Regions from separate parts of the Homo sapiens genome. Here region 2 is linked to region 1. A link is an interaction called in ENCODE POLR2A ChIA-PET data of the cell type or tissue named here. Cell type or tissue: Panc1. All regions are shown on one strand. Links, peaks and the distances in the headings refer to the core of each region. The heading gives the core; the rest is flanking DNA.

Region 1 (15,431 bases), core at 2,596-10,595:
AATACTTTATTAAATATGAAATTAAAAGCAAATATGGGGGCCGGGCGTGGTGGCACATGCCTGTGTTCCCAGCACTTTGGGAGGCCAAGGTGTGTGGATCACCTGAGGTCAGGAGTTTGAGACCAGCCTGGCCAACATGGTGAAACCTGTCTCTACTAAATACAAAAATTAGCCGGGCATGGTGGCGGGTGCCTGTAATCCCAGCTACTTGGGAGGCTGAGGCAGGAGAATTGCTTGAACCTGGGAGGCAAAGGTTGCAGTGAGCTCAGATGGCGTCACTGCACTTCAGCCTGGGCAACAAAAGCAAAACTCCGTCTTAAAAAAAAAAAAGCAAATGTGACAAAAGAAAAAACTAGATATATTGGACCTTGTCAACATTAAAAAGTTTTGTGTTTCAGAGGATGTCATCAAGAGAGTGAAAAGAGAACCCATGGGAAGGAAGAAAATATTTACAACCTGATAAGGGGCTGGTATTCAGAACACTTACAACCCAATAGTAAAAAGACAACCCAATTAAAATAGGCAAAGGATCTAAATAGGCATTTCTCCAAATAAGATACAACAATGGGCTGGGCGCGGTGGCTCACACCTGTAATCTCAGCACTTTGGGAGGCAAGGTGTGCGGATCACTTGAGGTCAAGAGTTCAAGAACAGCCTTGACAGTGAAACCCTGTCTCCACTAAAAATACAAAAATTAGCTGGGTGAGGTGGCACGTGCCTGTAATCCCAGCTACTCGGGAGGCTTGAATCACTTGAACCTGAGAAGCAGAGGTTGCAGTGAGCCAAGATTGCGCCACCACACTCCAGCCTGGGTAATGGGAGTGAAACCCTGTCTCAAACAAACAAACAAAAAGATACAAAAATGGCCAAAAAGCACATGAAAAGATGCTCAACCCACTAGTCATTAGGGAAATGCAAATAAAAACTACAATGAGATACCACTTCACAACCACTAGTATGGCTAAAATAAAAAACACAGATGATAACAAGTGTTGATGAGGATGTGGCAGAAATTGGAGGCCTCATACATTGCTGGTGGTGATGGAAAATCATGTAGCTACTTTACAAAAACAGTTTGGGGGTTCCTCAAAATGTTAAATACAGTTACCATGTGATCCAGCAAATAAGAGCTATGAAAACACACATCCACAGAAAAACTTGAACGTAACAGCCAAATATGTTGAATGTAAATAGCCAAAATTTAGAAACAGTCCAAATGCCCATTAACTGATGAATGAAGACAAAATGTTGTCTATCCATACAATGGAATATTACATAGCCATAAAAATAATTAAAACACTGATGTATGCTATGACATGGATGAACCTTGAAAGCAGTATCCCAAATGAAAGAAACAGACACAGAGGTCATATACTGTATGATTTCAGTGACATGAAATGTCCGGAATAGGCATATCTATAGAGACAGAAAGTGCAGTGTCTTGTTTGGGGCAGGGTGGTTGGGGGAAAATGGGGAGTGCCTGCTATGGGTATGATGTTTCTTTTTAGAATGGTGAAAGTGATCTAAAACTGCTTGTGGTGATAGTTGCACAACTCTGGAATATACTAAAACCACTGAATTATGCAATTTAAACTACTTAATTTTATGGTATCTGAATTATATCACAATAAAGCTGCAAAAGAAACAGGTAAAGCCTCGAATTACTCTCCCTATGTCAGCTCTTCTTTCAGAAACAGCACTATCAACAGCATCAAGCCCATTTAAGTAAGTGTATACAACTCATAAGCTGTGATTACAAAGCCCCCTATGACTCCTTTGGTCTGGAGAGACATGTTTATTCACAGGGCCACAGGCAGGGCCGCCCTTAGGGGAAGCTACAGCTGCTCTGGGTAGAGAAACGATCAGGAACATAATAAGGAGCAGGTGTAAATTCGAAGAAGCGTCTTCTAACCAGTCAGGCTTAAAGTTGAGATTTCAGGAATTTGGTCTTGAGATGGTCCTAATTCTTACATGCAGGCAGTTAGACTTCCCTGACATAGCTTTGCGTTAGGGCAGCCCAGATGAATTCAGTGAAACTGAAAGACCCAGTGCTTTTTTATTTTTTATTTTTTTAATTTTTTGGCAGATAACCTTGGGAAAGGGAAATGGGTAAATGCTGTCTAAACTATCCTACACGTGGGGCTTCCATTCGTCTCAAGGTGCACCTGCCCCAAATGCTATCCTCTGATTGACCAAAACTGGCTAAAAGGATGAGAGGTAGCTCACTAGATGGAAAACGGGGAAAGAGCCATTTCAAGCAGAATGAACCACCTGTTCAAAAACAGTGAAAGGACTAGACACAGTGGACTGGCCTCCTCGAACCTCGCTCCCAGCTCCCAGTGCTACAGGTCTGTCATTTCGTCGGCCTCATCCCTCCCAGGACTCGGTTTTCTATTGATTCTACCACAAGTGAGTTCTTTATCCAGAGCTGTCAGCAGAGCTGGTATCTTCTTTGTTTTTCTACCTCCATGTCTAACCCTGTGCTTTATCCAGGGTAGGTGCTTAATAGGTCCTTAGTTTGTTTATCAGCGATTAATTACGATATAGTGTATAATGGTCTTTAGTCTTCTTGAGAAGACTAAGGACAGTTTAAACATAAAAAAACACTAAGGAACAGAGGTCTGTGATAATGTGATTTGATGATTGCACATCAGCCATAAAGGATTAAGAATTTCTTGCTTTCTTTAAATTGACTTATCAACTTGAAAGTCTTTTTTAACCAATGAGTTTTTGCTGTGTTTGCTCCAGTTACCCCAGAGACTGTCAGGTTAGGGGAGGAATAAGAGTGAGACACCATATCTCACCCATCTTTGTAGAGAAGCTATGAGACAGGGTACATTATGGATGTGTCTACTGATTGGTTGGAAGATGTCACAGGCACAGATAAGGAAGGCCAGCAGTTCGGGACAGATCAAGCTGACTTAAAGGAGGCTCCTGATTCGGCCTTTCGTGGTAGAATAAATACAGGCGTCATCCCTGGATGCTGTTCCGTACTGACTCGCCTGGTTTGGCTGCTGTTCTCAGCAATATCAAGTCCAGGGAGAGTGACTTTGGGATCATGCATCCACCTGGGGGCATAGAGAGTGGCCTGGTTTCAGAGGCTTCTTTGAAATCTAAGAACAGTTCAGCCACAAGTCGATGGAACCCTTAGTTCTTTTTTTTTTTTTAATTTTCTTATTCTTTTAATTTTTATTTTAGGTTCGGGGATACATGTGCAGGTTTGTTTTATCAGTAAATTCGTGTTGTGGGCGTTTGTTGTAAAGATTATTTCGTCACCCAGGTACTAAACGTAGTACCTGGTTATAGTTATTTTTTCGGACCCTCTCCCTCCTCCCACCCTCCACTCTTGAATAGGCCCCAGTGTCTTTCGTTCCCCTCTTTGTGCCCATGTGGAATCCTCAGTTCTTATTTCCATTATTGCAAATAGAAGCCTAACTCAATTCCCCACTCCCTGTCTCTAAGGAGTGATTTGCAGATGGTTAGAATGAAGCCTGAGCACCAGGACCCTCTAGATGGCCCAGAGGAGTATGTTGGGAGCTGGCTGGTTGGCCTCATTCATCTGCTGGCCAGCTCAGCCTAGCAATGAGCACATTCAATTGTGAATACAAATGGAAGGAAGTGCTTCAGACCCTAAAACAAAGAAAATGATAAATAGCCTCATTTTATCTATCCAATTTCTTTTTACTTTGTTATCTAATTTTAAGTTATTTCATGATTTATTTAATAAATCACTGTTTTGGAAATGACAGAAAATGGAATTTGGCAAAGGGAGATTGCCTCTCATCTGCAATCAGCTTTGGAACTTAGTAGCTGCTGTCCAGGGCTCCTTGTATGTGAGCATTTTGAGGTGGCACCCATGTCTCACCATCTTTCTTTATTTTTCTTTCTTTCTTTCTTTTTTTTTTTTTCCTGAGGCAGAGTCTTGCTCTGTTGCCAGGCTGGAGTGGAGTGGCGTGATCTCAGCTCACTGTAACCTCCACCTCCTGGGTTCAAGCGACTCTCCTGCCTCAGCCTCCTGAATAGCTGGGATTACAGGCACACGCCACCATGCCCGGCTAATTTTTGTATTTTTAATAGAGACAGGGTTTCACCATGTTGGCCAGGATGGTCTCGATCTCGACCTCAGGTGATCCACCTGCCTCGGCCTCCAAGAATGCTGGGATTACAAGCATAAGCCACTGCGCCCAGCCGTCTCACCATCTTTCTAGTCTCCCTCCCCTTCTAGTCTTCCCCAGGAACCCAGTGCAATGCTCTATGCCATGTTATAAGTTGGAAATCTACAAGCATAGGGATCCCTGTGTCATCAATGGCTAGCTGGCTGACCTTGGGTGGTTCACCCACCAATCTAAAGCTGTTCTGATTATTACAGTACCGGACACTATATTACAGAATATGGTAGACTTGTATTTCTATCAAATGTTATCAGGGTTGGAACTAAGATGAGACAAATAACCCTGTACATGTGTGACTCTGAGAGTGAATTCCTCATTAAATTTTGCACTCCAGGCCCCCCACTTGCCTCACCCCAATCGTGACCCTGGCTATTATACAAACATAGTTAATGAGCGCACTTTCCTCAAAGAGAACTTGGAGGATATGTCCTTATATCAGCAGTTCCAGCAAAGCAGGCAGGAACAAAGTCCACAAGAGGGATTCGGGTCCTGTTGTGGTTCAGAGAAAGGAGATGTCATTTCCTGCTAAGGGCATCCTGGAAAGCTTCATGGAGTAAGTGACATCTGATTGGCAGCCCTGAAGGATGGCTAGGATGAGGCAGCTGAATGATATAAATAGCAGCACAACCTTGGGAATAAGCATGATCAAGATTTAACTTTGCCATTAACTAGATATATGACCTTAAACAAGTCAGTTGGCAAATAAGAGATCTAATTTCCTGATTTATAAGGTGCTCTAGTGATTGCTCCTATAAATAGTGGCACAGGAGCATCAGAAAAACCTAGTGCTTCTGAAAATGATGCAGAGATGGTGAGTACATCCCTTAATGTTTCCTGTGGACCAGTGGCCACATGAGGAAGATGCTAATTGGGTTGATAGAAATTGGTTAAAGTGTTGAGCTGCGATTGGCATGGGATGTGTTTGGGCACTAATTTTAATTTTAGAAACAGAAAATGTTCATAGCATTTTCTCTCTTCTTTTTCCTCTTTTCTTTTTCTTTTTTTTAGACAGGGTCTCACTGCGTCTCCACACTGGAGTGCAATGACATGATCACAGCTCACAGTAACCTTGAACTCCTGGGCTCAAGCGATCCTCCCACCTCAGCTTCTCAAAGCACTAGGATAACTAGGTGTGAGTCAGTGCACCTGAGCTAATAATAATATTTTCTTATTATAAAGGTTTTTGGAGCCGGACATCATGGCCCATACCTTTAGTTCCAGCTACTCAGGAGGCTGAAGCAGGAGAATTCTTTGAGCCCAGGAGTTCAAGACCAGCCTGGGCAACATAGCGAGATCTCATCTCAGAACAAATTGTTTTTTTTTTTTAACTTCTTCATAACCTTGCAACTGATGTGCAACTTCTTGGATAATGATGAATTCCTATTTGTAATATATAGCTTTAAAAAGATGGAATTGTATTATTAATATGGTTCTAAAATAACATTTCCCCTGTGCTTCATAATATAGCCTGGGCAGCTTTCCAAATCAGCATACCTAGATCTACCTAACTTTCTTTTTAAGTCTGCATAGTTTTCCATTGTATGCTGGTAACAATATTTTCTATCCAGTCCTTTGTTGATGGTCATTTTAGTTGTTTTCTAGGCAAATAATTCTGCAGTGAGCATACATGTACATACACCATTAAATATATAGGCCAATATATTTGTAGGGTAAATTCTTGGATGTGGAATTGAGATGGCATCTATATCATCCTGAAAGATGAGTTTGTTTTGCTAATTACTAGTGAATTTACACTGAATGCCTGAATATGAAATATGAACTGGAAGAAGGTGAGACTGGGAGCAGAGAGGGAGGTTAGGGACTGCCCAGGAGGAAGGTACTGATAGGACATTCCTATAGAGTTCCAACTCTATAGGAATCATTTTTTGTGACTTAAGGCCTCAAGTCCTGTTAGTGACAGAACAGAAATAATGTATTTGAATTGGAGAAAAGGGATGGATTTGGCTAACATGGAGTTAGAAAAACATCTTTCTTCAGAGGAGCATTGTAGAAATAATCTTCTATAGTTGAAACAGTTTCATTTAATTTAGTTAAGATAAACAGTTTCTTAGACAACGATTTCATGTTTCATGTTTTTCCCCGTTCCTGATTTCTCACTCTCAGCTGATGACCTTGTTTCCTATTTCACTGGGAAACTAGAAGCAACTATAAGAGAAATTCCAAAAGTTCCCATCAATACAGTTATCTATTACTTGTGAAGATGATTCTGTGGTTTTTCTCTTCAACTATGTTATTATGGGGACTTATATTAACAGACTTCTTTTTTTTTTTTTTTGAGATGGAGTCTTTATCTATCGCCCAGGCTGGAGTGCAGTGGCATGATCTTGGCTCACTGCAACCTCTGCCTCTGGGGTTCAAGCCAAAACTTTTGCCTCAGCCTCCCGAGTAGCTCGGATTAGAGGCACCTGTCACCACGCATGGCTAATTTTTGTATTTTTAGTAGAGACAGGATTTCACCATATTGGCCAGGCTGGTCTTGAACTCCTGACCTCGAGTGATCCACCTGCCTCGGCCTCCCAAAGTGCTGGGATTATAGGCATGAGCCACCATGCCTGGCCAATAGACTGCTTAATATGAACCTTCCTTGCATTCCTGGAATGAATCACACTTAGTCATGATGTATTTTTGTTGTTGGCATTAAACTCTAATAATTAAAAAAAAAAATAAATTTTAGGCCAGGCACAGTGACTCATGCCTGTAGTCCCAGCACTTTGGAAGGCTGAGGCGGGAGGTTGGCTTGAGCTCAGGAGTGTGAGACCAGCCTGGGCAACATGACAAAACCGCATCTCTATAAAGTATACAAAAATTAGCTGGGCATGGTGGCTTGTGCCTATAGTCCCAGCTACAGGAGGCGGAGGTTGGAGGATTGCTTGAGCCTGGGAGGTCGAGGCTGCAGTGAGCCATGATTGCACCACTGCACTCCAGCTTGGGTGACAGAGTGAGACCCTGTCTCAAAACAAAACAAAACAAAAAATGAAAGCAAAAACAAATTTTTATTGTATATGTTTAGGGTATACAACATGATGTTATAGGATACATTCAGATAGTAAAAAGGTTTCTATGGGAAAGCAAATTAACATACCTGTTATCTCAAATTGCTACCCACTTTCCTGAGGCAAAAGCAGCTAAAATATATGCATTTAGCATGAACCTAGATTTACACCAATGCTATTGTCTATAGTCATCATGTACCCAGAGCTCTAAACTGATTCATTTTTACATCTTATTGTTAAGTGAGATTAGACTTTTTCTGTGAAATATTTGTAGGTTTTGGTATTAAAATATTTTTACGTGTGTATCCTTTACTCCCTAGAATACTACCATTGCAAATAATCTGATCTTTAGAACTTTAGTTAGAACTTTCCTGTGAAACCATTTGCACCTGGTGATTGTTTTAGGGGTCATTGGAGACTCACTCTGATGACTTTATTTCCTCAGTGACAGTGTCCTATTTGGACTTTATATCTCTATTGTGATCGGTTTTGGTAAATTATATTTTCCGAGGAAGTTATTCACTTTATCTTTGAAAAATTATTTATATAGGTTTGTACATACTAATCTCTCATGATTTAAAAATTTCCTGTCACGAATATTTCTTCTTTGAAATTTCTTATTTTGTATACTTACATTTTCCCCTACTTCTTTTTAATTGATACATTCAAAATATATTAATTTTTATTTAATAATTAATTTCTGCTTTTATTCTTTTGAATGTTTTCCTTATTTTTTTTCTGATTTATTTCATTTTCCTTTCTCTAATTAGTTGAGTTGGGTATTAAATAACTTATTTTCATTTTTATCCTTATTGATATAGTTATTTAAGGATATATAGATTTTTTTTTCTCTAAAAGCACTACTTTAGTTGTATTTCTAGATACTAGTGACTAGTATCTAGTACTGTCATTATTGGGGTTTTCTAGAAATTTTGCAATTTCAGTTTGCATTTCCCTCGACCCGAGTTGTTTAATAAAGAGTTTTAAAACATTTCCAGGTAAAAGGCATTATTTCAAACAGTTTGTCAGTAATTTATAGTTTCATTGTATTGTGGTTATAAGCTTTTGACATTTCTATTTTTGCAATTAATTTAGATTTTCTTTGTAGCTTAAAATATAGTCTCTTGTCATAACTGATCTATATGTACCTGAGAAGGAGATTATCAGGATATAGGCTTGAATATATAGTTGTTAGATATATTTTTTGATTGATTTAGATTTTCTATATCCTTGCTAAGTATTTCTCCCTTAATTTGTCTAAGTCTGAGGGAGGTATTTTAAATTCTCTTATTATTAGTGTGAGTTTGTCTATTTTTCCTTTTGTCTTCTATAATTTCTGCTTTGTGCAAGTTGTTGCTGTATTATTTTGTGCATACAGATTAACAACAATAACGTCATTATACATGATAGCTTTTAGCATCATAAAGTATCCTTCTTTATCTTGTCTAGTGCTTTTAGTTCTAAATGATAGCATATTTGACCATGACACCTGTTTTCATTTTATCTTTGCCATTTAAAATTAATTTTTTTTTACTTTTTAATTTGATCTTTCTGATTACTTAGTTTTGTATGTGTTTCTTGAAAAAACATAGGGTTGTATTTATTTTGTTAACAGTTTTTTTGAGTGGGTGCATTTAGCCTATATACATTTATTGATATTAGTGGTAGGTTTTATGTCAATAGTCATATGTTTTCCGTTGCACTTACTATAAACACATGAAGTCCTTTACTCTTTGGCTTCCTGGTGTGAAAACCTAACATAAACCAGCTTAAACAAAAATGTAGGACTTTTTGGAAGCTCATTAGGATGGCTCATGGAAGATAAGGTGGAACTAGAAACCAGGGCAGCAGATGGAAGAAACATTAATAGCTGGATTGACAGAAACTTGGGGTGAAGCAGAGAAGAGATGGTGGGGGGAGGATGCAGAGACAGTGGTTGGGACTGAGACTGTGGATGGGTGGGCACCTGTGGAAAACCACCAGGGGAGCTTTCAGACTATTGAAGAAATGCCCAGTGCGTTTTAAGAAGATTGTCTTATGTGTGATTTAAAAGAAATATTTAAAAATTTGACACAGAAAATGAATATTCAATGATGTTATCACACTTTTTTGAATAGATTTTTTTATTGTGGCAAAATATACATTACATAAAATTTATCATAACTTTTTTTTTTTTTTGAGACAGGGTCTCACTCTGTGTCGCCCAGTCTGAGTGCAGTGACACAATGATGATTCACTGCAGCCTTGACTTCCTGGGCTCAAGTGATTCTCCTACCTAGCCAAGTAGCAGGGACTATAGGCACGTGCCACCTGCCTGACTAATTTATTTTTAATTTTTGTGGAGATGGGGGGTCTTGCTCTGTTGCCCAGGCTGGTCTTGAACTCCTGAACTCAAGCAATCCTCCCTCCTCAGCCTCCCAAATTGCTGGGATTACAGTCATGAGACGCCACACCTGGCGTCATCTGAACCATTTTTAAATGTATAGACTTTTAGTACATTCACACTATTGTGTGACCATCACCACCATATAGCTCTAGAACTCTATCAACCCAAACCTGAACACTAAACACTAACTCCCTATTCCTGGCCTCCCTCTAGCCCCTTGTAATCACTATTTGACGTTCTGTCTCTATGAATTTCACTGTTCTAGGTGCCAAGATATAAGTGGAATCCTACAATATTTGTCCTTTTGTGACTGGCTTATTTCCCTTAGCATAATGTCCTCAAGGTTCCCTCATGTTGTAGCATATGCCAGAATTTCATTCCTTTTTAAAGCTGAATAATATTCCATTGTATGTATATACAACATTTTGTTTATCCATTCTTCCATTCAACTGTCGATGGACATTTGGGTTGCCTTCTCCTTTTGGCTATTGTCAATAATGCTACTACGAACATGGGTGTACAAAATCTGTTCACATTCCTGCTTTCAGTACTTTGGGGTCTATACCCAGAAGTGAAATTTCTGGATCACATGGTGATTCTATGTTTTCTTTTTTTTTGAGACGGAGTCTCACTCTTATTGCCCAGCCTGGAGTGCAGTGGCTCGATCTCAGCTCACTGCAACCTCCACCTCCGGGGTTCAAGCAATTTTCTTGCCTCAGCCTCCCGAGTAGCTGAGATTACAGGTATCCGCCACCATGCCTGGCTAATTTTTGTATTTTTGGTAGAGATGGGGTTTCACCATGTTGGCCAGGTTGGTTACGAACTCCTGACCTCAAATGATCCACTCGCCTCGGCCTCCCAAAGTGCTGGGATTACAGGCGTGAGCCACCACGCCCGGCCTCTATGTTTAATATTTTAAGGAACCCCCATTCTTATGCACAATTTTAAGTTGTTGGGTCTATTGGACTTTCCAAGTTTCCAAACTTTCAAAGTCTGCTAAACACACTAATGCCTATGTTACCCATGACACCTCTCTCTCTCTCAAGCTCTACATCCAGTCCTTCATTGTTGATGTTACCTGAGAAATAGCTCCCTCTGGCCAGGCGCAGTGGCTCACGTCTGTAATCTCAGCACTTTGGGAGGCCGAGGTGGGTGGATCACTCGAAGTCAGGAGTTCGAGACCAGCCTGGCCAACATGGTGAAACTCCATCTCTACCAAAAAATACAAGAAATTAGCTGGACATGGTGGTGGGTACCTGTAATCCCAGCTACTCAGGAGGCTGAGGCAGGAGAATTGCTTGATCCCAGGAGGGTGGAGGTCGCAGTGAGCTGAGATTGTGCCACTGCATTCCAGCCTAGGTGACAAGAGCGAACCTCCATCTCAAAAAAAAAAAAAAAAGAAATAGCTCCCTCCTCAATCTATGCACTTTCTTTCCATCTCCACCATCACTATGGTTGTCTGAATGGTCTTTATCTCTCTCTGGGCCACTTCACATCCACTATTGTTTCTCTACAATCTGCTGTTCACACTGCAGCCATGGTATAAAATGTATGCCATAGGATTCCTCTGTAGTCTAAGAACAGGCAAAATTATTTTATGGTGAGAAAAATAAAAACAGTGGTAATTGTGGGTGGGGGTGTTGGAGGTTGATTGGAAAGGATTGACAGAACTTTCTGAGGAGATGAACTATTCTGTATCTTATTTGGGTATTGGTTATACTGGTAATTACATTTGCAATACTCAAATACTCATTGATTTGTACAAGTACCTTTTTTTTTTCTTTTCTTTTCTTTTTTTTTTTTTTTTTTTTGAGACGGAGTCTGGCTCTGTTGCCCAGGCTGGACTGCAGTGGCGCAATCTCGGCTCACTGCAAGCTCCGCCTCCCGGGTTCACGCCATTCTCCTGCCTCAGCGTCCTGAGTAGCTGGGACTACAGGCGCCCACCACCACACCCAGCTAATTTTTTGTATTTTTAATAGAGACAGGGTCTCACCGTGGTCTCTATCTCCTGACCTCGTGATCCGCCCGCCTCGGCCTCCCAAAGTGCTGGGATTACAGGCGTGAGCCACCGCGCCCGGCCACCTTTTTTTTTCTTGAAAATTATAGCCATGCCTTTCATCACACCTTAACCCACCCTAGACTCTCCCTCCCACCAACACCTGAAATTCCTTGCTGTCTTTGCTTTGCTCTCAGGTGAAAGACCACATGTTTGCCTTGACCTGCATGCCACAGCCCACCTACAGCTCCTCCCCTGTCTCTCATGGCACTTGCCCTCTTTCTGCATATACTGCTCATGTGGCACTCTTTGGCTTCCTCGGCTCCCTCTTCCACGGGGACTTAGGATATGCGATTCCCTCTGCCTGGTATTCTTTTCTGCCTTCTCTTCGCTGAGTCAATTCCTATCTATCCCTTAGAATTCAAGGATATGTCATTGACCCAGGAAAGTCTTCTCTGACCCGCCAGGCTGTAAGGTGCTCTCCAGCCTTATGTACAGCTCTTTTGTTCTTATGACTCTATGATTCTGTGTCAAGTTGTATCATTATTTGACTCCTGTCCATCTTTTCTACTGTAAGCTGCATGACAGCATGTCTGAGTTCACTCATCAGTCTGTCCTCAGTACCTAGCATAGTTGCTGAGTACATGGTAAATGCCCAACAAATGTTTGTTTGGAAGACTGAAAGACAGACAAACGGAAAGAAGGAAGAGAAGAAAGAAAGAGAGGAAGGCAGAAGAAAGAATGATAAATAAATAAATAAATAAATAAAATTTGGAGAAGTCAAAGAAAAACATTGTGCTGCATGTTTGAGGGAGAAACAAATGGAATGGGATGTGAGTGAAACCCAGAAGACACAGGGCATTTGAGTAAAGGTGTTCCTACGAGAATCTAGGGCTGAAGGAATTCACAGAAATCTTAGAGAGGGATTGGATTCCCCATAGAGCCCAAAAGAGGAAGTTTGAGTCAATTCTATCTGAATTCAAAGGACGAGGTGACCCTTGCAGGACGATTATCTGGGTGGCCTTGAGCTGATTTAGTTTCTCCCCTGCACCTGTCTCATTTGTAGTTCTCAAATATAACTGTAGAATGTGCTGGCAATGCAACATCCTGAGATAAGGGGGAATTGACTGGAACATCCCAGGCTCTATTAAGTCCCCCCTGGAGAACAGGAATGCTCTTCAACACCTTAGCCCAGTATGTCATGTTACCCAGAGGTATATAATCCGGGACAGGCTGCCATTTGGGGTTCCTCAGCTGTGGTACAAGTGTGCCATGTGAAGATAAGACTCCATCTACCCCAGGCAGCTTTTCTAAGCTTGGGGGGACCAGGTCACAGTAAATGCTAGGTTTCTGTCATCCCTTGCTGTCTATCTGTAAGTAATGAACCTGCTTCTTGTCACTTGTATATGAATGTATTCTGTCTCACTGACTCAGACAAGTTGGGAACTAGTGCATGGTGAACCTACTTCACAACCATCCAATGAGGATACACATGCCGGTGAAGTTCTTAGTAGGGAGCAGCCTCAAAATAAATGTTAATGCCCTTTATCCCTTCTTTCTCCATTGGGTGAAGGCCTTAAGTTGCACTGTGGTACCGTTACTCTTTTGTTTGTCCTTGTTCATCTTTCTCTTGCCCATCAAAAGCAAAGAAAAAGAGAACATGTTACCTTGCTGTTATTTTTTTTTTTTTAACTTTTAAGATCAGGGGTACGTGTGCAGGATGTGCAGGTTTGTTACATAGATAAACATGTGTCATGGGGATTTGTTGTACAGATTATTTCATCACCAGGTATTAAGCCTAGTACCCATTAATGATTTTTCCTGATTTTCTCCCTTCTCCCAACCTCTGCCCTCTAGTAGTCCCCAGTGTGTAAGTGTTCCCCTCTATGTGTCCATGTGTTCTCATCATTTAGCTCCCACTTATAAGTGAGGACATGTGGTATTTGGTTTTCTCTTATTGCATTAGTTTGTTAAGGATAATGACCTCCAGCTCCATCCATGTCCCTGCAAAGGATGTGATATTGTTCCTTTTTATGGCTGCATAGTATTCCATGGTGTATATGTACCACATTTTCCTCATCCAGTCTATCATTGATGGACATTTGGGTTAATTCCATGTCTTTGCTATTGTGAATAGTGCTGCAATGAACATATTCATGCATATGTCTTTATAACAGAACAATTTATATTCCTTTGGGCATATACCCAGCAATGGGATTGCTGGGTTGAATGGTATTTCTGTCTGTAGGTCTTTGAGGAAGCACCACACTGTCTTCCACAATGGTTGAACTAATTTATGCTCCCACCAACAGTATAAAAGCATATCGTTTTTTCTCCACAACCTTGCCAGCATCTATTGTTTTTTGACTTTTTTAATAATAGCCATTTTGACTGGTATGAGATGGTGTCTCATTTTGGTTTTGATTTGCATTTGTCTAATGATCAGTGATGTTGACCTTTGTTTCATATGATTGTTGGCTACATGTATATCTTCTTTTGAGAAGTGTCAGTTCATGTCCTTTGCTCACTTTTTTATGGGTTTTTTTTTCTTATGAATTTGTTTGTTTCTTATAGATGCTGGATATTACACCTTTGCCAGATGCATAGTTTGAATAAATTTTCTACCATTCCATAGGTTGTCTGTTTACTCTGTTGATAGTTTCTTTTGCTGTGAAGAAGCTCTTTAGTTTAATTAGATCCCATTTGTCAAATGTTGCTTTTGTTGCAATTGCTTTTGGTGATTTCATCATGGAATCTTCGCTCATGCCTATGTCCTTAATGGTATTACCTAGGTTTTCTTCTAGGGTTTTTATAGTTTTCGGTTTTAAATTTAAGTTTTTAATCCATCTTGAGTTTGTTCTTGAATATGGTGCAAGGAAGGGGTCCATTTTCAATTTTCTGCATATGACTAGCCAGTTCTCCCAGCACAATTTATTAAATAGGGATTTTTTCCCTATTGCTTGTTTTTGTCAGGTTTGTTAAAGATTAGATTGTTGTAGGTGTGTAGTCTTATTTCTGGGTTCTCTGTTCTGTTCCATTGGTCTATGTATCTGTTATTCTACTATGCTGTTTTGGTTATTGTACCCCTGTAGTGTAGTTTGAAGTCAGGTAGCATGCTGCCTCCAGCTTTGTTCTTTTTGCTTAGGATTGTCTTGGCTATTTGGGCTTTTCTTTTGGTTTCATATGAATTTTTAAATCTTTTTTTTTCTAGTTCTGTGAAGAATGTCAATGGTAGTTTAATGGGAATAGCATTGAATCTATAAATTGCTTTGGGCAATATGGCCATTTTCATGCTATTGATTCTTTCTATCCATGAGCATGGAATGTTTTTCCATTTGTTTGTGTCATCTCTGATTTCTTCGAGCAGTGGTTTGTGGCTCTCCTTGTAGAGGTCCTTCACTTCCCTTGTTAGCTGTATTCCTAGGTATTTATTCTTTTTGTGGCAATTGTGAATGGGAGTTCATTCATGATTTGGCTCTCAGCTTGCCTGTTGTTGGTGTATAGGAATGCTAGCAATTTTTGCACATGGATTTCGTATCCTGAGATTTTGCTGAAGTTGCTTATCAGCTTAAGAAACTTTTGGACTGAGACAATGGTATTTTCTAGATATAGGATCATGTTGCCTGCAAACAAAAATAGTTTTGACTTCCTCTCTTCCTATTTGAATGCCCTTTATGTCTTTATCTTGCCTGATTGGAAGTTGTGGCCAGGGCAATCTATGTTGAATAGGAGTGGTGAGAGAGGGCATTCTTCTTTTGTGCCAGTTTTCAAGGGGAATGCTTCCAGCTTTTGTGCATTCAGTACGATATTGGCTGTGGGTTTGTCATAAATAGCTCTTATTATTCTGAGCTATGTTCTTCAAT
Region 2 (15,431 bases), core at 3,947-11,946, 150 kb after region 1:
CACCATCACTGGCCATCAGAGAAATGCAAATCAAAACCACAAGGAGATACCATCTCACACCAGTTAGAATGGCAATCATTAAAAAGGCAGGAAACAACAGGTGCTGGAGAGGATGTGGAGAAATAGGAACACTTTTACACTGTTGGTGGGACTGTAAACTAGTTCAACCATTGTGGAAGACAGTGTGGCGATTCCTCAGGGATCTAGAACTAGAAATACCATTTGACCCAGCCATCCCATTACTGGGTATATGCCCAAAGGACTATAAATCATGCAGCTATAAAGACACATGCACACGTATGTTTATTGCGGCATTATTCACAATAGCAAAGACTTGGAACCAACCCAAATGTCCAACAATGATAGACTGGATTAAGAAAATGTGGCACATATACACCATGGAATACTATGCAGCCATAAAAAATGATGAGTTCATGTCCTTTGTGGGACATGGATGAAATTGGAAATCATCATTCTCAGTAAACTGTCACAAGAACAAAAAACCAAACACTGCATATTCTCACTCATAGGTGGGAACTGAACAATGAGAACACATGGACACAGGAAGGGGAACATCACACTCTGGGGACTGTTGTAGGGTGGGGGCAGGGGGGAGGGATAGCATTGGGAGATATACCTAATGCTAGATGACGAGTTAGTGGGTGCAGCGCACCAGCATGGCACATGTATACATATGTAACTAACCTGCACAATGTGCACATGTACCCTAAAACTTAAAGTATAATAATAAAGGAAAAAAAAAACTTAAAAAAAAATATTTGCTAGTGATTTCCCATTAAGTAAGATGCCGGGTTGGAGCTATAGTATGTGTATTCTATCATGCTTGGGAAATATTCTTCAATTTTTTATGACTGTTTTGATTTTTCTTTTCAGTATCTATGGAGATGATATGATTTTTATTATTAGCCCTGTGATGAATTATATTAATGGCTTTTCTAATATCAAACTGAGATCTGTCTTCCCTGGTAATATCTGACCCTTTTTCTCCTTTCACTCCAAGCATTTCCATCCTGACCAATTTGTGTTTTACTCCTAGTAAAACTACTCCTAGTAGTTTCTCCTTAGTACAGGGCTCTGTCCTTTCCCTGAGATTTCTGACCAGTCCCACCCCTTCAAACCTTCCATCATAATCTTTGGGTAACTTACCTACAAATTAGAACTTGAAAAACCCACTTTCTTTTTGACTGTTGTTATCATATTGGACAGTTGGGTCCTCTGGTCTGAGGGATCCATTCCTTTGAGGGGGTGAGTGCTTGCAGGTGATTTCCAGATTTCTTAGCTCTTAGAGTCCAGGAGTCCAATTGTATGCCCCCTGGTTGTGCCCATACAGTTGTGAGACTCTTGCTGCCGTTGTTTGCAGTCCATGTTCTGAGGTTCTTGGGAATATTTTATTGGCTAGTTTGATTTAAGACATTGCGTATGGTTTTTCTTTTTTGTTTTTGTGAAAGGATTGGGAGGACCCTATGTTTAAGCCACATTTTGCCAGCAGATGAGGTCTTCAATTGCATTTAAAATCCTTTTGTATGTATTGGTCTAACTAGCATTCTATTTCTTCTTGTGTCAATTTTGGTGTTTTTGTATTTTTTCAGAAATTTTTAATTTCATCTTGGTTTTCAAGTTTATTTTACTCATCATATTTTAAATACTTGTGTGTATGTAATTATTTCTCCCTTCTTATTCTTGTCCTGTTTACTTCATCCTTTCTCTTTCCCTCTGTCTATAGTCAGTCTCACCAGAAGTCTTTCATTTTCAGTAGCTTGATTGATAGGGAACTATTATTTTCTAGTTCCCTAATTGTACTTATCTTTGATATTTACTTCCTGCTTCTTTTATTTGTTCTTTTTTCTTGCTTCTTGGATTAAATAGTTTGTCTATTATGTCAACATTTCTTGTTTGCTTATGAATGCAATACTTAGAACTAAAAATATCCTTTTGCTTTAGTTATATCTCACATATTTTGACTTGTAACGTTTTGTCATTCAGCAATAAGTATTCCACAATTTGTCCTGTGATTTCCTTTATTTTAATGGTATGCTTCTAAACTTTCAGCAATTCAGCCTTTTAAAAATTAACAGATAGCTTTTATTTTTTATTCCTACTTTCATTACCAGAGAACATTCTTAATGTGACCTCAATTTTTTTGGAATTAATTGAGGCTTTCTGTGCAGCCTAATAAATACCACCTACAAAGTTCTATGTATGTTCAAAAGAATGCTACATTTATATTGAACATATAAAGTCCCCACATGTTTTAAAATGTCAAACATATTAATTATGCTATGCAATATTTTATATCTGCATATTTTTAATCATATGATCAGTTTCTAAGAAAGAAATGTTGTATCTCCTATTAGAATGGTTAACTTATTTCTCTTTCTCTTTGTATTTATATCTGTTATGTTGCTTTATACATTTTTGATATCTTATTAGATATACATCATCTTTATTTTTCCTTTTATTGGTGTATAATATATAGCTTTGTCTTTTATATTTTACCCAAAAGATTATCTTTTGTCTGATATTAAACTTGCTTTTTTGGTGTGGTTCATATTTGTCTGGTATATGTTCTTCCCACTTTATTGGTATCATTTAAAAAAAAGTTTCTTGTAGGCAATGCATTGCTGAATGTGGTTAGATTTTTATTGCTCCTCTTTCTTTTATTCCCTCTTAAATTTAATAGAAGAGCTTCCTTGGGTAAGTTCACTTCATTTGCATTTATTGTAATTAATGTAATGATGGGGCATTTTCTGCCATCTTATTTTGTTCTATTTATTTTTATTTATTTATTCTATTTTCTACTTAATATTTTCTTCTGCTGACTTCAAAGTTATATATTCTCTTTTCAGTCTTTTCCAGATTACCCTTGATTATTCATCCCCACAGCTATGTCCATTTTCTCTGTCACTTTCTTACCCTTATCTATAATTATGTCATGCTCCAGACTAGACAAATGCTTTAGTGTGCCATTGACTTCCTCTGGTTTCCCCTTCTTTACTTCTTTCCTCCCTGCCCTCCACCCCTGTATTTTGGTATCATCTAGAATTTTAGTTCTGAAATGTAACGGGTATCCTTTTTTTGTTTTTGTTTATTTAGTCAACATTAAATTTTACTAAGTCATTTATTTTGTAGATATTGTTGAATTGTCCGGATATTTTTGTTACTGCTAAGACATCTTTCTAAGGATGATTTCAGTCGTAGGATGATAAACATTATGAGGTTTTGTAAATCTGAGGATGCTTTTTATTTTCTACATTTAAAATTCTAGGTTTAAACTCTTTATTTTTACATGAAAATATTACCTATTATTGGTTTTTGTTATTCTGAGGCTTATTCCTTTAGGAGATATGCCTTTTCTCTCTGGAAATGTCTAGGATAGCCTCTTTGTTTGTGTGTATTTTATTTAATTTCACCACCACAATATGTCTGTTTTTGCCCCTCATCTGTTCTGTTTGACACTCTAACAGCCATTTATATTTGAGAATTTACATAGTTTTACAGTTTGGGGAAATTTTTAGTCATTAGATCTTCAAATGTTTCTGTCTTTTCATTTGTCCTTTTTTTTTTTCTTTTCAGGCTCCTATTATATGGTTGTTGACATTTTTTTTCTATCATTCATATCTGAGGTAGTTTTAAAAGATAACCCCCAAATTCTGTGACACATTTTCCACTGAGAGGTGGAGTCTGTGTTCTCCATTTGAATCTGAGTGCTGTCGCTGATTCACCAACAGGATGCAGTGAACGTGATGCTGGGCTGGTTTCCAGGCTCAAGCCTTAAGAGACTGATTTATGCCTTTTTGTCACTTCATTGTTATTTTTGAGATTGAAGAAATTGAAGTTAACAGTATGTTCAATCTATCATGTTTAATGTTAGTTGGAAGTCTCTTCCTGGTGATTTGGACAAATACATAGATTGTTTCTCAGTGTTTAAAATATATAAATTTATACCTTTTACAGCATTTTGATAGTATTGATCATCCTTTCCTTAGAGTCCCTTTTTTTTTTTTTAAAGAAGATGATTACTTTCTTGTCTTACAACTTTCTGGACTCAATTATTCTGTAAGCTATGCTCATTGTCTGTCTCCTGCAGCATTCACTGTCCTCAAATGCCATGTAATTCTAGTGTGCAGAGAAGCCATTCCTGGCTTTTTTTTTTTTTTCTTCTTCTTCTTCTTCTCCAACTCTTATTTCTCTGTGTTTAGAAGTTTTAAGTCATCTCCCCCTGGCTCATTCAGTTCAGAATTAGATCTTAGGTTAGAGGCTTGAGGCTCCTATCCCACAGGGACATTTCAGATAAGATTACTGAGCCAGTGGGTAGCCTGGCCAACATACTAGATGTGTAGGTGTCTGTAATCCCTCCTGTGACCTTGGACAACAGTTTAATGTAAATAGCCAGGAGGTGGCCCTAGCTTCTTTAAACTGCTGTTTGTGAGTCAGGGATCCCCACCTCAGCCCTATCACTGTCCCTGGTTTCATGTGGAAGGCCTGACACACATCCCCTGCCAGGTGTTAGGAGCTTGTTTGTGTTGTCTTGCAGAAGATGAACATGGGCTGCTTCCATCTTGTCTTAGTCTATGTTGTGCTGCTGTAACAGAACACCTAAGACTAGATACTTTATAAAGAACAGAAACTTATATTCTCACAGTCCTAGAGGCTGGGGAATTCAAGACCAAGGCACTAGAATCTGGGGAGGAACTTCTTGTCATATCTCCACATGGTGGAAGGTGGAAGAGCATAACATAAGAGCAAGCTAGGATCAGTTTCCCCCATCAAGCCCCTTTGTAAAGGTACCTAATTCCAACATGAAGGAGGCACCTTCATGGCCTAATCTCCTCTTAATACAATCACATTGGTAACACCTGAATTTTGGAGAGGACACAGTGAAACCATAGCAGGTCTATTAAAGGCTCTGGGTCCCAGTAGGTCCACAGTCTTACCCCTGCCCAAGACTAAGTGTTGCTCTCCTATTTCCGATTCATTGAGATGTTTACTTTGTTTTTTATTGCCAGTCCCCTATGTTGTCATTTATTTTAAAATTCATTTTTAACTTTAATTTTAGGGGTACATTTGCAAGTTTCTAACATAGATAGATTGCATGTCATGGGGGTTTGGTGTACAGATTATTTCTGTATTTGGTATACAGATTATTATGCTCTGGTAATGAGCATAGCACCCGATATGTAGTATTTCACTCTTCACTCTTCACTCTCCTCCCATCCTCCACCCTCAAGTAGGCCCTGGTGTCTATTGCTCCCTTCATTGTGTCCATGTGTACTCAATGTTTAGCTTTCACTTACAAGTGAGAACATGCAGTATTTGGATTTCTGTTCCTGCATTAGTTCACTTGGGATAATGGCCTCCAGTTCTATCCACATTCCTGCAAAAGAAATGATCTTATTCTTTTTTATGGCTGTGTAGTATTCCATGGTATATATGTACCACATTTTCTGTATCTAGTCTACTGCTGATGGGCATTTAGGTTGATTCCATGTCTTTGTTATTGTGAAGAGTGCTGCGGTAGTGATGGCAGGGCAGATGCCCATGCATTGGCCTGTTAACCTTTTTTTAAAAGTATGGTTATGTTTAAGATTAATTACTGCTTTGATTTAGAGCAAGAGGATGTGTTTTTTTTTTTCTAAAAATCTAAACTCAGCACCATCATGAACATAGCTGAAAACTTAGAAATATTTTGCCCTTTGACTTGGTAGCTCAGCAATTAAAAATTTAAGACCTTATCTGAAGAACACAATTAGATCACAAGGGATTTAATAATTTATGTTAATAACTTATGGTATAGCAGTTCAATAGAATAACCCTACCAATCCCAGAGACTCTAACTGGGTAGGTTTGGAAAGGTTTTTTTAAATACTTTTTTTTTTTTTTTTTTTAAATCCACAGATGATTCTGATTTGCCTACAGGATTGAGAACCACAGCTATGAGGGTGACTAATATTCTGGAAAATGGATTAATTTTAATTCTAGGATTATGTTTTATACAGAGATCTCTTAACCTAGAGGTTGCTAAACTCCAGCTCACAGAGCAAATTTAGCCTGCTTGCCTGATTTGTTGGCCTGTGAGCTAGGAAATATATTTTACATTTTGAAATTGTTTTTAAAAAAGCAAAAGAATAATGATACTTCATGATGTATTAAAATTACATGAAATTTAAATTTTATTGTCTGTACATAAGATTATATTAGAACACAGCACACTCATTTATTTATGTATTATTTAGGACTGCATTTTTGCTAGTGGAGGAACTGAGTAGGAGTGACAGGGACTGAGTGACCCACAAGGCTTAAAATATTTACTCTCTGCTCTTTTACTGGTCTTGTTCTAAACCAGTTCTTACTCTTGCCACTGACTTTACAGTGGTTGTTTGGGTAACTTCTGCAAATGGGTGTGTACACATGTGTAGGGTGAGAGGCATTCTTCCTTACTTTGTAGCTGAAAATAGGTCATCCTACTATGAGCTGTGAAGTCTGAATATGTTTCCCCTTGTTCCACTAAACTCAATACAGGTACACCCAAAGGAGTTTCAGAAAATAGTCACTAGGACCCATGGGAGAAGGGCAGCCTTCCACTTTTGCTGATTTGATTAAACCACCTAAGAAGGGATTGCACAGACCAAAAATAAGCTCCAAACCAAAGATGGTATTGCCCAGTCGGTAGGCCATTCAGCCTTCAGTTCCTCACGAAAGAGCTTTTAAAGCCACGTATGACTAGATCAGCAGGTTTCTTCCAGCTGGTCTCATCAGAGAATGAGCCTTTGCCATGGGATCTATATAAGAGACTTACTTTAAGCTACTCTTCACTTCTTAGGATTCTCCCAGTTTCTGACATTAAGCTTTTTGGGTCATTCATATTGCAAATTTGCTTTTTGCATTTGATGTTGAGCACTGTCTTTGACCATCAACCTTGCTCCCTCCTTCACAGTTCAAGCTCTTGCTAGCTTTTCTTTTTCAGGTTATGTTGTTTAAGCACCCTGCCTATTTACCCTCTACTCTCATCCTGCCTCAACATCACTACAATCACTGGATCAGCAGCCTCTATGATGCTTACCATCTGTCCTGAAAGCCAGGAATAAATAGAATATAAGATATGAGATGCTACAGGTGAAAGCACCTATTGATCACTGGGAATGGGGGTTGCATGATGGAAGAGAGCTGAAGTGGAGACTAGGATCAATGCTGTTAAAAGGCAGAAAACAATCAGAAGCAGAAATGCAGATATAAATGCATTTTGGAGCACACACTAAGAGGATGTCAGCAGGACCTGTAGGCATCATGGTGATGAGTGCTGCTGGCAAATGCCTGAGACACTGAGTCTGGGGTGATGGAAGATTGAGGGAAGGAAGGAGAGGAATGGAGGTGGGAAGGATGGCAGAAAAGAATGAAGTATTTTGGGAGATAGTACTTTATATGGGAAATAGTCACACGGGGAGTAGGAGGAGTTTGGAGCCTGATATGCCTCAGCAGCAGAGGCCTTTCCCACCTCTGCTTTGCTGTTTGTCAACTGGGGCAGGTCCACTGTAGGACAAAAGAAAATCCTTCTGGGAAGGTGGCCAGCACCACTCGTGGCATACTGCAGGCCCTCCCTGGGGTAGCTCTTTTCCTACTTCCAATTCCTATCTTAGAGCTGTTGCTGTGTCACCACCATGACTCAGAGCCTGTGGAATCTTAGGCTGGGTTCATCAGCTCAGAAAGGTCTGACTTCAGTCATTTATGGGGGCACCAGAAATGACATTGTTTGGTGTCAGTGACCTCTTCCATGCGGTGAGCAAAGAGAGAGGCATTTTTACTTAATTTGATTATTCTATGGGTAATTTAGGTGTCCCTGCATTCTATTATGGCTAGACAAAGCATTAGCCCAGAAGCACATGCAAACTAAATTATTATTAAGTGAAAGCTAAGTGAAACATAATGGCATATAATAGGGATCACAGAGTTATTGCTAAACAAATAGCCTCTGCTTCCACTTCTACCCCTCCATGCTGCCCAGATTCTGACACACAAAGTCCCCTCCTTATCTGTGGTATGGGGACGCCGCTGGTGCCTAAAGAGGAGCATCACTAATGCTTCCTGATAAGGCTTTGGGCATGGAGTACATCCCCAGACATGCACACTCATTTGGCAGGGCCTCTTGTCTGTGGAAACTATCTCCTGCACCTTCTCAAAAGGTGATCTTCTACTTCACGGGGTCAGCTTAAGATCACTTTTTGCCAGGGGCCAGCATGACCCTCCTTAGGGCTCCCAGGGCCCTCTGAGCTTTATTCCATCACATCATCTAACACAGTGTATTGTGATTATCCAATTCTGTGATCCTCTCTTTTTCAAGTTTCCTAGCTTCTTGAGGACAAGCGACATGTCTTATTTGTCACTTTATCCTCTACAGTGTTACTTCTTAAACTGTAATGAGCAATGGAGCCACCAGAGGATCTTGCTGAAATTCGGAGTCTGATTCAGCAGGTCTGGGGTGGGTAAGATGCTGCTTCCCTAATGAGCTCCCAGGTGATACCAAAGCTGCTGGTCCAGGGACCACTCTGGGTAGCGAGCAAAGCCTTAATGCCTAACAGTGCCCAGGCTAAAGTAGGTGTCAGAAGCACAAATGTTCTGAGCTCAACCAGAGTATCACACATCAAAGTACCTTGAGAACTGTAAAACATTTATGAGCATGTTAGCAGCAGATGTAGCTACTTTTTTTTTTTTTTAAATAGATCTGCTACCATTTTTCAGCTACCAGAGTAGCCAGTTGAAAAGTAAAAGTCACAGATCGGTTATCTGCATGGATTTTTAAAAAGTAATGAATGTATGGGAAACAAAAACTGTTTGGCTGATTTTTCTTTTTTTTTTTTTCCACGAGCTGATTGAATTGGCTTTATCTTTTTGTGTTGGGGACTGGTATTTGGATATACTGGTATCTGTTTGGAGACAGATACATGTTTCATCTCTGTTCAATTTTTAAAGTGCGGTCTCCTCTAAAATGGATTCAAAGTTAATTCACTTCAAGAAGTAAGGGAGACAGAGGTGAGCCTTTTACAGTGATTGGAACATGTTTACTTATCATTCAAATTCCCTACTTCTGCTCATCCATGTAGGTGAATTTGAAATCTGTAGCTGGGTCCTGAATTGCAGCTGAGGTTACTTAGTTACTGATAGACCATCTACACGGGATGAGGATCTGAACAGAAAAGATCACCAATTGCTCCTTCCCCAACCCCTCTATCCTCTAGTATCCAAGGACTGGACGTGACATACTCAAGCTCTGTGGGACTGACTTGAACCCCCACCCAAGCCTTCTAGCCCTGCTGATGTTTTTCTAATGGGAAGCTGCATTTTCTCTCTTTTGGAATGGATTAGCACTGAGGTTGGTGGACTTCAGCAAATTTTCCTGGACAGTAAAATCCTATGGATGAAATTTAGTCCTGCCGTTCTTGGAAAAGTAATGATTTGAACACAAGTGGGCTTCAACAGGCGGCAACTCAGTTTGGATCAGTGGTTAATAGGCTAAGCACTGAAGTCAGATCTCTTGGATCCAAATCCTGGCTTTGCTACTTGCTTTGCAGGGGTGGGGGTTGGGGTGTTATTTAAAAGCTCCCTTCCTCAGTTTCCTCAGTTAGGTTTTGAAGGGAAGGCGAGGGTTGAAGAAAGACACACACACAGAAAGAGGGCAACTCAACAGATAATGCAGGCTTTATGTCCAGCATAAAACCTACCGAAGTGGGGGACCAGCCTAACGCCAGAGCCCACCACTGCTTACAGGCTGGGGGTACTTATAGGTATGGGCGGGAGGCATCTTGGCAGTATGGCTTGCTGCCTGGCAGGATATTGATAAGATGCTCCCGTGATGAGGTGGTTCTGGCCCTTGTTCTGGCAGGATGTCATCGTTGTGTTCCTTGGACCTTTGTCCAGCAAGATATGATAGAAAAGTTTTTTTAGTTGGGCCTTTGTCCGCCTTGTGGTCAGGTGGTTGGGCAGGATGTTTCTCATGGCCTGAACCCCCATGAAATGTTTCACTTTGACCAAGGTCTGTGAAATAGTGGGGAGCTTACAAAGTGGTGCAGTTTGTCCTAACAAGGATGGCTATGAAGAATAATGGAACAATCAACACAAGCCACTCAGCACAGTGCCTGGCATGGCAAACACTCAGTGAGTATTAACTATTTTGATTGCTATTTGGATTTTGCCTGCTTAGGTGGACATCTAGATGTGCTACAGCCGCTGCTTGCCAGGAGCTGGATTAATCAGGATGATTTTAGCAAGTAATAGGAAACTTGGCTCACAGTGGCTTATGCACTAAGGGCATTGGTTATTTCACACAATGAGAAGGTTAACTTAGGAGAAGCTCCAGGGTAGGTTGACTCAGTGTCCCATTGTTGTCATCAAGGACACAGGTTCTCTCTCTTCTCTCCACTAACCTCAGGGGGTGGCTTGATCTTCAGGCTGCTTCCCCTCATGAGTATAAGGTGGTGGCAGTAGCATTAAGGACAATGTAGATTCTTCCTTGTTCATATCCAGCTGGAGAGTTTGAGAGAAAACCTCTCCCTGGACTATGGAACATTCATATTTCCCTTCAGTCTAATGAGACCAGCAAGGGCTAGGTGCTGTCCTGAACCAGTGACATCTGCTGAGGGGCTGACGGATCACTTAGCCTAGACCAGGAACCCTAAAGTTGACCAAATAAATAAACTACTTGCAGAGCTCATAAAATATAGTTTCCCGGGCCTAGTGAGTCTGATTGCTAGGGACAGGGCCCAGACATAGGCATTTCAATGTGCATGCCAGATGATTTTGATGCAAACAGAAATACTGAGCTTGGACTAATCAGGAGCCATCTCTGGAGCGGGGTACGAGGTTGACCCGCAAGCACAGAAGAGTGTGGGCGTGGGAAATGCCAGAATAAAATCAGGTTCAGCCAAAAAGGTGGGAATGACAAAAACAGTACCCCCTATAGGAGTATGGAAAAGGTCAACCATCAAGGACCCAGATACTGAAATCCAATGGCCAGTGGAACAACTTAGCAATGCCAAAAACCATTCACTGATTCAGTATCTTCTATCAAATACTTCCTAAGGCAAGATACTGTGCTAACTGCAGTAAATAAGCCCCCTCAAGCTGCAAACAGTATAGTGGGGTAGGCAGACAAATAAAAACAAGAAAGGGGGAATGGCCTTTGTGTTTTTAAGATGCAAGGATGACCGTGTGTGAGATTGTGGGAGGAAGGAAGAAGGCACTGGCACGCATTTTCTTTGATTGCTAAAGGGACCTCCAAAGTACGAAGATGTGATGAACTTGCCCACTCTTCAACTGCTTTGTCTTCTGCTTTCCAGAGATGGATTATCTCAGAGCAACCAAGAGAGCAGAGTCCTTGTTTTGGCGAGGTGGAAGCGGAGAGGCCGACAATTCTGTCGTTGCCCTTGGGGAGAGGACTCTGAAGCTCATGCTGTCTTGGCTGGGCTGCCCTTGGGGCTGGTCAATCTCAGCCTTGACTCCCTTGCTGTGGGGTGATGGTAGATGATGCGAGTGAAAATGCTTTGCAAACTATGAATCACTGGGTACCCCTGATGGATAGTGATCATTAATATAGAGCTTCGGTCTTGTTCAGTCTCACAGTCTGACTCATGTGCTGGGGATGACAACTAAGAGAGAAAAGAGGCCAACTGTGTATTAAAGACATTTGTCATCCACCTCTGGTCTGAAAGTGTCCTCCCAAAGACAGACACCCAGCACCACTGATTAAGTAACAATGGTAGCAACAATTATGACACCTTAAAGCTTCTGAATGCTTTATATCTTCAAAGGGCTTATACATAAATGATCTCATTTGATGTCTGGAGTCTGGTGATGTCTGCTGGTCTGAAGCTCAGAATTCTTCAGTGTGGGCTGTCTGCCACCTCCTTGTGATGTGTTTGCACCCTGCTGCTAGGAAATGTCATGCCTCCTCCTCTGTCTTCCCCTTCCTCACACACAGCTGCCCATCTCCTCTTTATTGCTGCTGTTTTGCTTTGAAGTAACTTCTTCAAGCCATCAGCTCAGACAATCTGTTTCTAACATTGTCTCCTTTACTGATTTCCCTTGACAATTTCAATACCATGTCGAAATCATCTCAGGCTGTAAATATAAGAACCAGGGATGTATTTAATAAAAAAAAAAGAGACTTTGGGTATAAAACACTTGCTTTTGCTAAAAATCAGAGTTTAGTAAATGATGTTTGACAGGAGGGAAAGAGAAAAACGGAGGCCTTGCATCCTTTAAACATTCTCCTTTCCTAGAGGGCTCTTGGATCTGTTTTCTTTATAGTTTCAAGTCTCCTGGGAGGCAACCTGACAATGGCTCATTATGAGTCTCCCAGTGTATTGACATTCAGGACATATTGCTTCCCATCCCCAACCCATCTGGCTTCGTCTCACTGCAGGAACCAGGGCACAGACTCAGGAGACTTCTGGGATAAGACTTCCCTCCACACCTGCTGGTACCTGTAAAATGCCAAATGGATCTGCCTTGTCAGGTGATGGGACAGGACTGATACATGGAGATCTGGATGCTGCAGCCTCAGGAAGCTGGGGGATTTGGAGGAGCAGAGGTTAGGCAGTGAGGGGTTGAAATCCCAGCCCTCTACGAATGAGCTGTGTGACGTCAGGTAGCTTCCCCTCTGAGCTTCTGTGTACTATTCTGATAATTATTGACTCTCTTTCTGGATCATAGGCCTCAAATTCCTGGATGTGTACAAGGGTCAGAAGAGAGTCCAAGCAACAAGGCTCTACAGACTGACTGCTCCTAGGCCAGGACACTCACACAGGACACAAAGGAGGTGAAGCTTAGCTGTTTTCTGTCTTCTGGTCAAGATGCTGCTTAGTGAACAGGGAAGGCACTGGGGCTCTGTACTTGCCTGTTTACTACCCCCAGTGAACCTGCAGTTTCCAGGAGTTCTAAGAGAGTCTGAATAGATTGGCATTTCTACACCAGAAGACACATGCTCTTTTCTTTGTTCTATTACAATCTCCGGGGTACCCCAATAGTGTCTTTCCTGGGGAGTCTCACAGTGCTGCTGACCCAGGTTCATAAGATCCACACCCCCATTTCCTATCACCATCCTGTGTGGAGGGTTATCGTGTTCTCAACAATTTGGGGCCTTCCCTGTCTTTCCTTGATGGTGACTACACCATGCGCTGCTATGAAAACAACGCCAGATATTTACATTCTGTTAGTCCTTGAAGAATTGTGTGAGTGTGTGTGCACCTATGTGCCTTCTGAGCTGTGTTTTAGTGTAACCCTATTTCTGCAGTCTAATCCACACATTTCTAAAATATAAATTGACCTTGAACGTGCTAATAGCTTTTTTTTTTTTTTTTTTTTTTTTTTTTTTCTGAGACAGAGTCTCGCTCTGTTTCCCAGGGTGGAGTGCAGTGGTACAATCTCGGCTCACTGCAACCTGTGCCTCCTGGGTTCAAGCGATTCTCCTGTCTCATCCTTCCAAGTAGCTGGGACAGTAGGTGCATGCCACCATGCCTGGCTAACTTTTGTATTTTTAGTAGAGACAGGGTTTCACCATGTTGGCCAGGCTGGTCTCAAACTCCTGACCTCAAGTGATCCACCCACCCTGCCCTCCCAAATGTTGGAATTATAGGCGTGAGCCACTGTGCCTGGCCAAACAGGCCAATAGCTTTTATTGTTTATTTTACTCTTCATAAATAGTAATGGTAGTTAAGTCCTAAGTTTGGTGTGTGTGAGTTTAAATGAGATATTGCATGTAAATCATTGAGCACAGAGCCTGGAACCTAGACCATGCTGCTGTCAGGGGAGGGATATCAGCAGTGTCAAAATCATCAGAGATGTCAGGGACGTGAGCTTTGGATGTCCCCAGCGGGGCAGGGGGTGGGGTTGGATTTTCAGAACAAGGCAAAGGCATTTTCTGGGCACATATCTTCAACTGCTGACTGGGAGATTTCACCATTTTATTTCTAACTGAGCATGTCCAAAACTGAATTCATATTGTTTTCTCTAAAACCTGATGTCTTCAGCTTAGAGTTCTGCAGAGCTTTATATTCCTAAGCATTAGGATTTGCAAACAGGTGGCCTGTGGGCTGCATCTGGCTCACAGAAATGGCTCAAGTAGTCTTCCTTAAAAAGTGGAATATTATCATGTGTTAAAGTCAATAGAGTTTACATTTTAAAATCCGTATTTCTGGATTCTCTTGGAAAAGTAGCAGATCTGGCAACATCAGGGCCCGGTGGCAGCAGTTGGCTGGTCTGACTGGTACTTCAGATGGGATGTGCCCTCCAATTTTCCACAGTGTCTTCCACTCCATACCAGATCTTTGATATTGAAGCCCAGGTACTACATGCCATTTAACCATCACATAAGTCTATGACACAAGCTGGGAAGCTGAGGTGATAAGATGACAAGGAACAGAGATGTGAAAAGAGCTGGCAAAGCTAGGGAAAGAATGCAAAATAAAAGCCTTGCTATAAAGATGAAATGAGATGGAATAATGAGCAGATTATAGAAAACTAAATTCATAATGTGAAGGGAAAGCTTGAGGAACATTTCTCAAAGGTAGCAGAAAAGACACTTAAAAGTAACCAGAAAGAAAATAATGACAAGGGAACACAGACAATAGATAGCAATATAGAAATATTTGACAGTTTTGAAAGACAGCAGGTGAGAGCAACAGAATATTCAAAGACATCATATTGAAAGGGCCCTCTAAGTTCCAGACAACATTAATAAAAAGAGACTAATACATAGGCATATCCCGGTTAAATCCTGAATTTCAGCCATGGCAAAAGAATCTGATCTGCTGCCAGGTAGAAAAAAAAATTAATATGCTGCCATGGGATTTTTTTAAAAAGAAAAAAATAGGTTTTCAAAAAGCGAAAAAGAATGAGGCTTGCTGAGAAGAACCTTTCTCACCAGTATGGAGTACCATATGTCTTCGTTAGTTCAGACTGCTATAACAAAAATACCGTAGACCAGGTGGCTTAAACAATAGAAATTTACTTATTACAGTTCCGGAGGCTGGGAAGTCCAAGATCAAAGTGCTGGCCAATTCAGTTCCTGGTGAAGGCCCTCTTCCTGGTTTGCAGGCGGACACCTTGCTGCATGCTCACATGGCAGAGAGAGATACCATCTTTCTCATGCCTGTTCTTATAAGGGCACTAATTCCATTCATGAGGGCTCCATCCTCATGACCTCATTTAACTCCCAAAGCCCCTCCCCCAGATGCCATTACATTGGGGATTGGGCTTCAACATGTGAATTTGGAGGCGGAGGACACACACATTCAGCCTATAGCACCATGAGGCAGGGCAACAAACATAATTTGTAGGAAGATAATTCCATTATGTGCTGAGCTGACATTTATATATGGATGTACAATAAGACATTTGAGAAAGGCAAGATCTGAGATAGC

Evidence for each region. Peaks named below come from ENCODE experiments on the same cell type or tissue, not always from the same donor. Only the 100,000 strongest peaks of a DNase experiment are listed, where the experiment ranks them.
Region 2: POLR2A ChIA-PET joins it to region 1 with 13 read pairs; 3 of 35 experiments call an interaction of 5 or more read pairs at or near these places.

What each region holds. Positions count from the first base shown.
Region 1 is chr15:79,784,621-79,800,051 of GRCh38, reverse strand. No RefSeq gene overlaps it. Among named protein-coding and RNA genes, the nearest start is that of TRC-GCA5-1, 48 kb to the right of the region's middle. In Panc1, for the core only: no CTCF peak of the experiment used is centred there; a DNase peak (open chromatin) is centred at 6,871.
Region 2 is chr15:79,632,600-79,648,030 of GRCh38, reverse strand. No RefSeq gene overlaps it. Among named protein-coding and RNA genes, the nearest start is that of TRC-GCA5-1, 100 kb to the left of the region's middle. RefSeq lists enhancers at 7,872-8,450, 9,853-10,424. In Panc1, for the core only: no CTCF peak of the experiment used is centred there; a DNase peak (open chromatin) is centred at 7,600.